Regions from separate parts of the Homo sapiens genome. Here region 1 is linked to region 2. A link is an interaction called in ENCODE POLR2A ChIA-PET data of the cell type or tissue named here. Cell type or tissue: Caco-2. All regions are shown on one strand. Links, peaks and the distances in the headings refer to the core of each region. The heading gives the core; the rest is flanking DNA.

Region 1 (4,403 bases), core at 100-4,099, 74 kb before region 2:
GGAGATGGAGCTTGGGCTGGGCCTTGAAGCAGGTAGGGAGACGTGAAAAGCAAGGAGGGAAGGTCCTTCGAGAAGATGAAACAGCATGAGCAAAGGCCTGGGGGTGGGAGGTGTGCTGTTTGGGACCTGACAGGCTTGGGGTGACAGGTTGGTGTGGGGAAGTTGCACTGAACGAGTAGGTGGGCCTGTGTTATGGTGGAGTCTGAATACCAGACTGACATGCAGAATTGACCCAGCGGGGAAATGTGTACTCGTTCTAGGTTCTTGAATATTGGGGACATGATAACTCCCCCTGTAATTTCTAGAACAAATGGAATATGCATTTGCTGTTAGAATAGCTACTGCCAGAGTTCTCTCCCAAAAAGCTTAACGTTTACACTACCATCCATATGCCAATAATATCTTGAGTTTTCTCACTTGACATTTTTTCAAACATTTTAATATTTGCTAATTTCTTCTTTAAATGTGATATTCCCTATTTTTTGAAGTGTTATAGATACATAGTTGTACATATTTGTGGGGTACATGTCATGTTTTGATACAGGCATACAATGCGTAATGATCAAAAAATCAGGGTAATTAGGGTATCCATCACCTTAGGCATGTATCATTTCTTTGTGTTAGGAACATTCCAATTCCACTGTTTTACTCATTTTAAAATATACAATAAATTATTCTTAACTATAGTCACCCTATGGTGCTATTGAATACTATATCTTATTCATTCTATCTAACTGTATTTTTCTTTTTTTTGAGATGGAGTCTCGCGCTGTTGCCCAGGCTGGGTTAATACCATTAACCATCCCCTCTTTATCCCTACCGAGTCCCACCCTTCCTAGTCTCTGGCAACCATGTTTCTACTCCTATCTCTATGAGTTTAATTTTTTTAGCCGTTGTTTTTTAATTTGTACACCTTTGGCTTTGAGTGTGATTGTGCAGTGATTTATTTGTTCATTTCCATTTGCATTTATTTTTCTGTGAATTGCATATTTGTATCTCTTTTCTTATTCTAATTGGTAGTTTGGCATTTTTGTTAATTTACAGAAATTTCAAAAATATATTATGAGGGCTAGGCATGGTGGCTCACGCCTGTAATCCCAGCCCTTTGGGAGGCCAAGGTGGGCGGATCATTTGAGGTCAGGAGTTCGAGACCAGCCTGACAAACACAGTGAAACCCCGTCTCTATTAAAAATACAAAAATTAGCTGGGTTTGGTGGTACAAGCCTGTAATCCCAGCTACTTGGGAGGCTGCGGTAGGAGAATAGCTTGAACCCGGGAGGTGGAGGTTGCAATGAGCCGAGATCATGCCACTGCACTCAAGCATGGGCGAAAAAGCGAGACCCTTTCTCAAAACTAAATAAATGTTATATATATATATATATCAGGTTTGGTCTTTTTGTTTATCATATATTTGCAATATTTTTTCAGAGTATTATTTGTCTTACAGCTTAGATTAAAGTGTTTTTTCAATTTTTCATATTTATGTAGAAAAAGATACTAATCTTCTTTTTTAAATAAAAATTCCAGGCATCATCTGCCTAGAAGGAAATGCCAAAATTACAAAAATATTCCAATATTTTCTCCTAGTACTTAAGATTTTTGATACATTTACATTTATATACATTCGATCCATCTGGAATATAATTCAGTTTAGGTGTAAAGTAGAAATTTATTTTCATTTTTGCTACTGATTTGAAATGCCTAATTATCATATGCTAATTTTCTACATGTGGGTCTACTTTTGGTCTCTCTCCTATTTCCTTACTGTATGATGAAAAGGCATAACACTGGTTTAATTACTATTGTTTGGTTTTTTAAAATCCTAGCATAGCACAGCACAGTTGTTATTAAGACCTTAGATACTACATAGTAGATAAGAGCATTGGACTCCGGGGCCAGGGGACAGTTTACCACTTACTTGAACTGAGACAATTTGCTTAGTCATTCTGTACCTCAGTTGTCCCATCTTTGAGATGGGGATAATAATAATGTGATTGTGAGGATTTAATGCATTTCTGTATGTAAAGTGCTTAAAACAGTGCCTACCACACAGCAGGCATTTATAAAGTTATTGGCTGTTATTTGTCATAATTTTTCCCCGGATTTTCTTGCTTTTCTAACTCATCTTCTGAATAATTGTTAGAATCAGTCCCTAAGAGGGCTTATTCAAGGGATTCCCCAAACATAGTTCCCTTCCTATGAAGAATCCTGATGCCAGCTGTTAAGAGAATTCTTTTTTTTAACCTGGCACAAAGTAAGCATTCAATAAATGGCAGTCATTATTTTGGTTATAATTATTGTTTTGGAAGGCACGTCAATATGCAAAGTGAATACATTCTCCTCTGATGTCTCATTCTCCTCCACCCCTAATAGAGCCTACAGGAGAGGGGAAAGAGAGAAAGCCGGTGGTAGTGGCAGGAGGGCATGGGGGAGTGCAGAAGGAGCAGCTTCTCTTAAATTCTTTTGGGGGAATTTGTAAGTGTGTCTTTCTCTTGCCCCTCAGAGCATTCTCCTGTGGCCCTTGCCTTCAGATAACCTTGGTGGGAATTAGAAAAATCTTCCCCATTTCTGTATTTCAGCCATGAATCTTAAATGATTGAAAAAATTAAAGCTCCCAAGAACTGCACTAAAGTGTTAACATGTGCTTTAGCACAGAGGTATTTAGTAGTTTAGCTAAAGCCCTCAGGGGCCAGCAGGCAACACAAATCAGTGGTCATCGAACTTTTTGCTCATGAACCTCCTAAAAATGTTTTGCAAAACTATGTAACCCTTATCAGATTTTTAAGTTAACATCTAAATTTTTTAATAATAAGTTTAATAGTTATTTTTAAGATGGTAATTAGAGGTGTATGGTAAATGGCAACATTTTAAAATACAAGTTTAAGCCCGGCACAGTGGCTCACGCCTGTAATCCCAGCACTTTGGGGGGCGGAGGCGGGCGGATCACCTGAGGTCAGGAGTTCAGCCTGGCCAACGTGGTGAAACCCTGTTTCTACTAAAAATACAAAAATAATGGCAGGGGCCTGTAATCCCAGCTACTCGGGAGTTTGAGGCAGAAGAATCGCTTGAACCCAGGAGGCAGAGGTGAGGTTGCAGTGAGACGAGATCGTGCCATTGCACTCCAGCCTGGGCGACAAGAACGAAACTCCATCTCAAAAAAAAATAAATACATAAATAAATAAAAACATAAAAGTTTACATCCCTCTAGTAAAATGTAAACCCCATAGCAATTTGATATCATCAACTATAAATTAAAAACACAAGTTCTTTTTGACATACAGAAATTTTACTTCTTTTCTCTCCTTGAATTCATATTTTAAATTCTATTACCCCACAAAATTTCATTCTAATATGGTAAGTTTGTTTTCAAGTGTTTTATGCATCACCCTATCAGGCTTCTTGATAATATAAATAAAAATACAAACTGAAATTTTATTTCCTGCTACCATAAGGCCATAGGTGTTCAGGAAATTTATCATCTGGAAAAATTGATCAAAACAATATAAATATACTTTAAACATTTTTATGAATGATTATTAAACATGAAATTAAAAATTTATTAAAAGTGCATAGCTATATAAGATGCATGGGGTTTTATTTGTTCCAATTAGTTCATGTATGCATGGATGGCTATTATTTAATGCTAGAATGAGATAGGGTTCAGCATCAAGTCTGTTCCTATTTTTGGCATTTATAGCTATAAAGGCTGAGAAACCTGGTTGACAAAAATAAGTAAATGTGAATAGGAACTGTTTTGTTACTTCCATATGAATATTTTGAATTGCCTCATTGTCATGGAGAAAGTTCTAACACCCTGAGGCAGTGTGCCACAGTCGGATTTGAGATGGGCAAAAGGTGTGCATTTCCTTTGCAGGGCAGGTTAGGATCTCAGGAAGCAGAACATGGGGCAAGATGTTTATCAGGGATCAGTATCTGTGAAAGGAAGTAGGCCTGGGCACAGACGAAATCTGCGAAGCCTTGGCCAACCTGGCTAGGAGCTCTGAAGTGAGTGCTGCCCATTAGAGTTGTCTTGGAGACAGGTCTTTATACCACTAGAGGCTTGGTCACCAGGATGGGTGTAATCCCTGCAGCTGAGGCCAACCCTGAAAGAGCTGGGTCTGTCTGCTGGGGGGCTGTCTGCTGGCTGCACTCTCCACAGATGGACAGTGGATTGGATTCCTAGGGCCGCCATAGCCAATTACCACAAACTTGTAACTAAGAGTAACAGAAATTTATTCTCTCACAATTCTGGAGACCAGAAGTCCAAAATCAAGGTGTATATAGGGCTGGTTCCTCCTGGAGGTTCTGAGGGAGAAGCATCCCATGCCTCTCTCAGCTTCTGTGGCACCTGGCCATCCCTGGATTCCCTTGGCATGCACATGCGTTCCTCCAGTCTCTGTCTC
Region 2 (4,403 bases), core at 212-4,211:
TAAAGTCTCTTGTTCTTTTTCTTGCTCTGATGAAACCTGGTAACATATTTCAAAAGACAGTCAGAAGAAAACCAAATACACAGACATGTTTTGCTATGAAATAAAATATTCCACACAGCAGTTTTACTTGAAAACAGGCTTGTCAATCAGCTCGTGAAGTTTCTGTAAAGCTTTATTACTCCCCAATCATGGCTCTAAACAAAGAAATCTAAATTACAGAAACATTAGGGGAAATATGCATATTCGCTTCAGTCCCTTATGAGATACCTATCAAAATAGCAAAGTATTATGTACTGATGGTATACAATCATATCACTCCTTGATTCTAATATATAGTTTAATTCTAAGGTTGTCTTCTTGTCAAATCAGTCAATTATCCAAATGGGTTTTAAATTACATGTTGTGTTTTATGATACTCCTGAGAAAGATTTTTTTAAAGCATTTCTCTTTCAAAAATCCAACCAACCCCATGTTAACGACAAACAACAAACCTATTGCAACTCCCTGCTTTCCTTAACAGGGCAAATCCCTTCCCAATGTATTCAATATGATGCACTGAAGATTAGCAATGCATAAGTGTTAATAATTTCTACTCAGGGCCAGATGATATGCAGATAATGCTAAAATATTGACAAAGTATGAAGATTTCTTGGCAGCCTGTCTACCAGAGGGACAGAGGAGACTAAGTCCTTCTAGGTTGCAGCAAACTACATTTCTATTAAAGCCCAAAATGAAGTTGTCAAAATTCAGACAGTCAGTGCCACCGCAAATATAGCTTTGCTGTTGAATGAAATAAATTATAGTCAATGAGACAGACACACTCCTTATGTGACCCTACTGACAGAAGTTGTGGGTACCAATTCGACTCATTTACTGCATTATGCAGCCATATAAACTTTGACCTTAGGAGGTCATTTTAACTTTCCATCTATGACCCAGCTGACTGACAAGCCCTTTCAAAACTGCTGTCATTCTGCCCTGACATGTCTTAGCAGAGCAGTCACAAAACAGTTGTACTGAGCTGGTATTCTTCCCCTCCTTTTTCCATCTCATCCCTTGAACTTTGTTCTTCTCTGTTAAGAAAAGATGTGCCTGTAATCTCAGCACTTAGGGAGGCCGAGGCAGGCAGATCACCTGAGGTCAGGAGTTCAAGACCAGCCTGGTCAACATGGCAAAACCTCATCTCTAGTAAAAAAACAAAAATTAGCCAGGTGTGGTGGTGGGTGCCTGTAATCCCAGCTACTCAGGAGGCTGAGGCAGGAGAATCGCTTGAACCCCAGAGGTGGAGGATGCGGTGAGCCGAGATCATGCCATTGCACTATAGCTTGGGCAACAAGAGTGTAACTTTCACAAAAAAAAAAAAAAAAAAGAAAAAGAAGGAAGGAGGGAGGGAAGGAAGGAAGGAAGAAAGGAAGGAAGGAAGGCAGGCAGGCAGGAAGGAAGGAAGGGTGGGTCTGCCAATTAGCATCTTTGGGTAAGATTGAGGATGCTGGTTTAGGAATACGTGGGAACAAAAGTTTTAAGAAATCACACCTATTTCACAGGTATTTTTCCTTAAATCCCTTTAAAAAAAAAACCCTGAATTTTAGGGACATGTTATACCTAAGAGACTTTGCTTATCATCATTATTTCTTTTTATTTTTTGTACTAGTAGCTGCCTTTTCCAGTACAAATATCATTACTTCTTCTACATTAATAATCATCACATTGGTCTCTTGAGCTTATACATGACACAAAAATAAAGACAAATGAGTATGGCAAGGGAAAAAGGCAAATTGCATCTAATTGTTAGTTTCTTATGGGGCTATAGTTTGACGCAGGGCAATGAGGGATACTCAGTCTCATTGAAGTTTCTATGATGTAGAACTGCAGTTATATCAGAGTCCCATGCTTCGGGTTGTAAAACAGGTTTAGGAAGTCTTTGAAAGCTAGGCAGAAAAAAGTAAAGGACTTTTTTTCTAGTAAGACATTTTATGATCTGCTTAGTATGTTAAATGTTAGCTTCCCACCATGCAACTTGCAATCCCATTACTTGAATATAGTGGATTCAACTAGAGGGAATTTCTCACCCTTTGTATCTCCATTGAGTTCACCGCTTCATATTGAAAACACCAAAAACTAAAAGCGATGAAAACAATAAAATCCAAACCAAAAACCCCAAATAGAGTTAATGAGAAAAAATACACCTGGCTAATAACATGGTTCTATGTTGGAGGTGAGAAGTGATTCGTATTATAAGGTCAACCTTGGAGAGGGTGGAAGATTCCATGAGGTTTAGATAACCTCATCATGACAACTTTCAAAACCTGAGACACTTACAGCTCCCTGAAGGGAACAGTTGCAGCCTACAGGAAACACAAAGCCTAACAGCTTTCAGGGTTTCTATGGACTCCAGGGAGTAAGGCTCCACTCTTGGGCATGGTCATCATCCAAGCTGACAGGCTCAGTGCATAGGCTAAAGATTCCTCCTACCATTCACAAACCAACCATTTCAAACTTAATCCCCAAATTGGAGATATTCAACGGTCAGCTGTCCCCTTGGTCCTCAGTTTGTCCCCTGGTGTTTTGTGTACATATGGCAGCTAATAGAACACACTCATCTGAAACCCTATAATAAATCACCAGGCCAAAAGTATCAAGGAAAAATGGAATGTAAGCATGCACTTGGAATTTCCTTGCTTTTGGCCATTTATGTTGCAAGCTTGCAGATGTTGAGAAATCTGCATCATCTGGCCAGGGACGGTGGCTCACACCTGTAATCTCAGCACGTTGGGAGGCCAAGGCAGGAGGATCATTTGAGGTCAGGAGTTCAAGACCAGCCTGACCAACATGGTGAAACCCTGTCTCTACTAAAGATACAAAAATATTAACCGGGTGTGGTGGTGCATGCCTGTAGTCCTAGCTACTCGGGAGGCTGAGGCAGGAGAATTGCTTGAACCTGGGAGGCGGAGGTTGCAATGAACCGAGATTGCACCACTGCACTCTAGCCTGGGAGACAGAGAGAGACTCTGTCTCAAAAAAAAAAAAAATCTGCATCATCTTCTTCCTCCTCCCCCTTTTTAGTTACTAGAGCTTAAAATAATTATGAAACCTAATAAAAACAAAAAACCCACAAATTTCTAATCTTGGTATCAATACTATTTTCTTATGTAAGAGTCAGCTGGGTAAGTTGATGTCTAGATGGGAGGTTGGTGCGTGTTGTACATGTGCAATTTAAACCAGTGTTTAATTATGGAGCCTCTTATGTGTTCATTATAAACCTGATTTTTTAGGGGGTATTTAATATCAGCATCAAAATTCCCTCTGGGGTTGAATCCTAGAACATGCTGTCTCCAAATGTGGCTGCTCAGTTTTTTTTTTTTTTTAATGGGCAGCAGCGTTTTTTATTATTCATGTTGAAATGGAGCCCAGATCAGCCTACATGACTGGCTACATGCTGGGGGTAATGGCTTCTACCAAAAGGCTGTTGGGGGCTTAAAAAGTGCAGAAACTACCTGTTAATATGAAAAATAATAATGGTTTCATAGGAACCATTTCAAAATTCCCCTATAAATAATATGCACTTAAGATCTTTTTTCCTTTTTTTTTTTTTTTTTTTTGAGATAGAGTCTCTCTCTGTCACCCAGGCTGGAGTGCAGTGGCCTGATCTCGGCTCACTGCAAGCTCCGCCTCCTGGGTTCACGCCATTCTCCTGCCTCAGCCTCCTGAGTAGCTGGGACTACAGGTGCCCACCACCACGCCTGGCTAATTTTTTGTATTTTTAGTAGAGACGGGGTTTTACCGTATTAGCCAGGATGCTCTCGATCTCCTGACCTCGTGATCCACCGCCTCGGCCTCCCAAAATGCTGGGATTACAGGCGTGAGCCACCGCGCCCGGCCACACTTAAGATTTTCTTAAATTGGTCTCAACCCATGGCTGTTGCACAGAAATCAATTATGGGAGACAAACACTTCTCTAAAGTTTTCAGGAGAGTCTTGCAGGATACAGCACCACAGTTCCAAGGTCCCCTTTCCTGGACCTCCAAAGCATTTTTTTTGAGACACGGCTTCACTCTGTCACCCAGGCAGGAGTGCAGTGGTATAATCACAGCTCACTGCAGACTTTACCTCCCAGGGCTCTGGTTATCCTCCCACCTCAGCCTCTTGAGTAGCTGGGACCACAGCGGGGCACCACCATGCCTGATATTTTTTTTTTTTTTTTTTTTTTGAGATGGAGTCTTGCTCTGTCACCCAGGCTGTCGTGATCTCAGCTCACTGCAAGCTCTGCCTCCCAGGTTCATGCCATTCTCCTGCCTTGGCCTCCCAAGTAGCCGGGACTACAGGCGCCCACCACCACACCTGGCTAATTTTTTGTATTTTTAGTAGAGACGGGGTTTCACCGTGTTAGCCAGGATGGTCTCCAT

Evidence for each region. ChIA-PET counts read pairs that join two places held together with the same protein. Peaks named below come from ENCODE experiments on the same cell type or tissue, not always from the same donor. Only the 100,000 strongest peaks of a DNase experiment are listed, where the experiment ranks them.
Region 1: POLR2A ChIA-PET joins it to region 2 with 7 read pairs; 3 of 35 experiments call an interaction of 5 or more read pairs at or near these places.

Annotation. Positions count from the first base shown.
Region 1 is chr10:62,160,749-62,165,151 of GRCh38, reverse strand. No RefSeq gene overlaps it. Among named protein-coding and RNA genes, the nearest start is that of LINC02621, 96 kb to the left of the region's middle. In Caco-2, for the core only: no CTCF peak of the experiment used is centred there; no DNase peak of the experiment used is centred there.
Region 2 is chr10:62,086,495-62,090,897 of GRCh38, reverse strand. ARID5B (AT-rich interaction domain 5B) reads right to left here. Exons shown (of 10, transcript NM_032199.3): 10 at 1-36. Among named protein-coding and RNA genes, the nearest start is that of LINC02621, 170 kb to the left of the region's middle. In Caco-2, for the core only: no CTCF peak of the experiment used is centred there; a DNase peak (open chromatin) is centred at 2,405.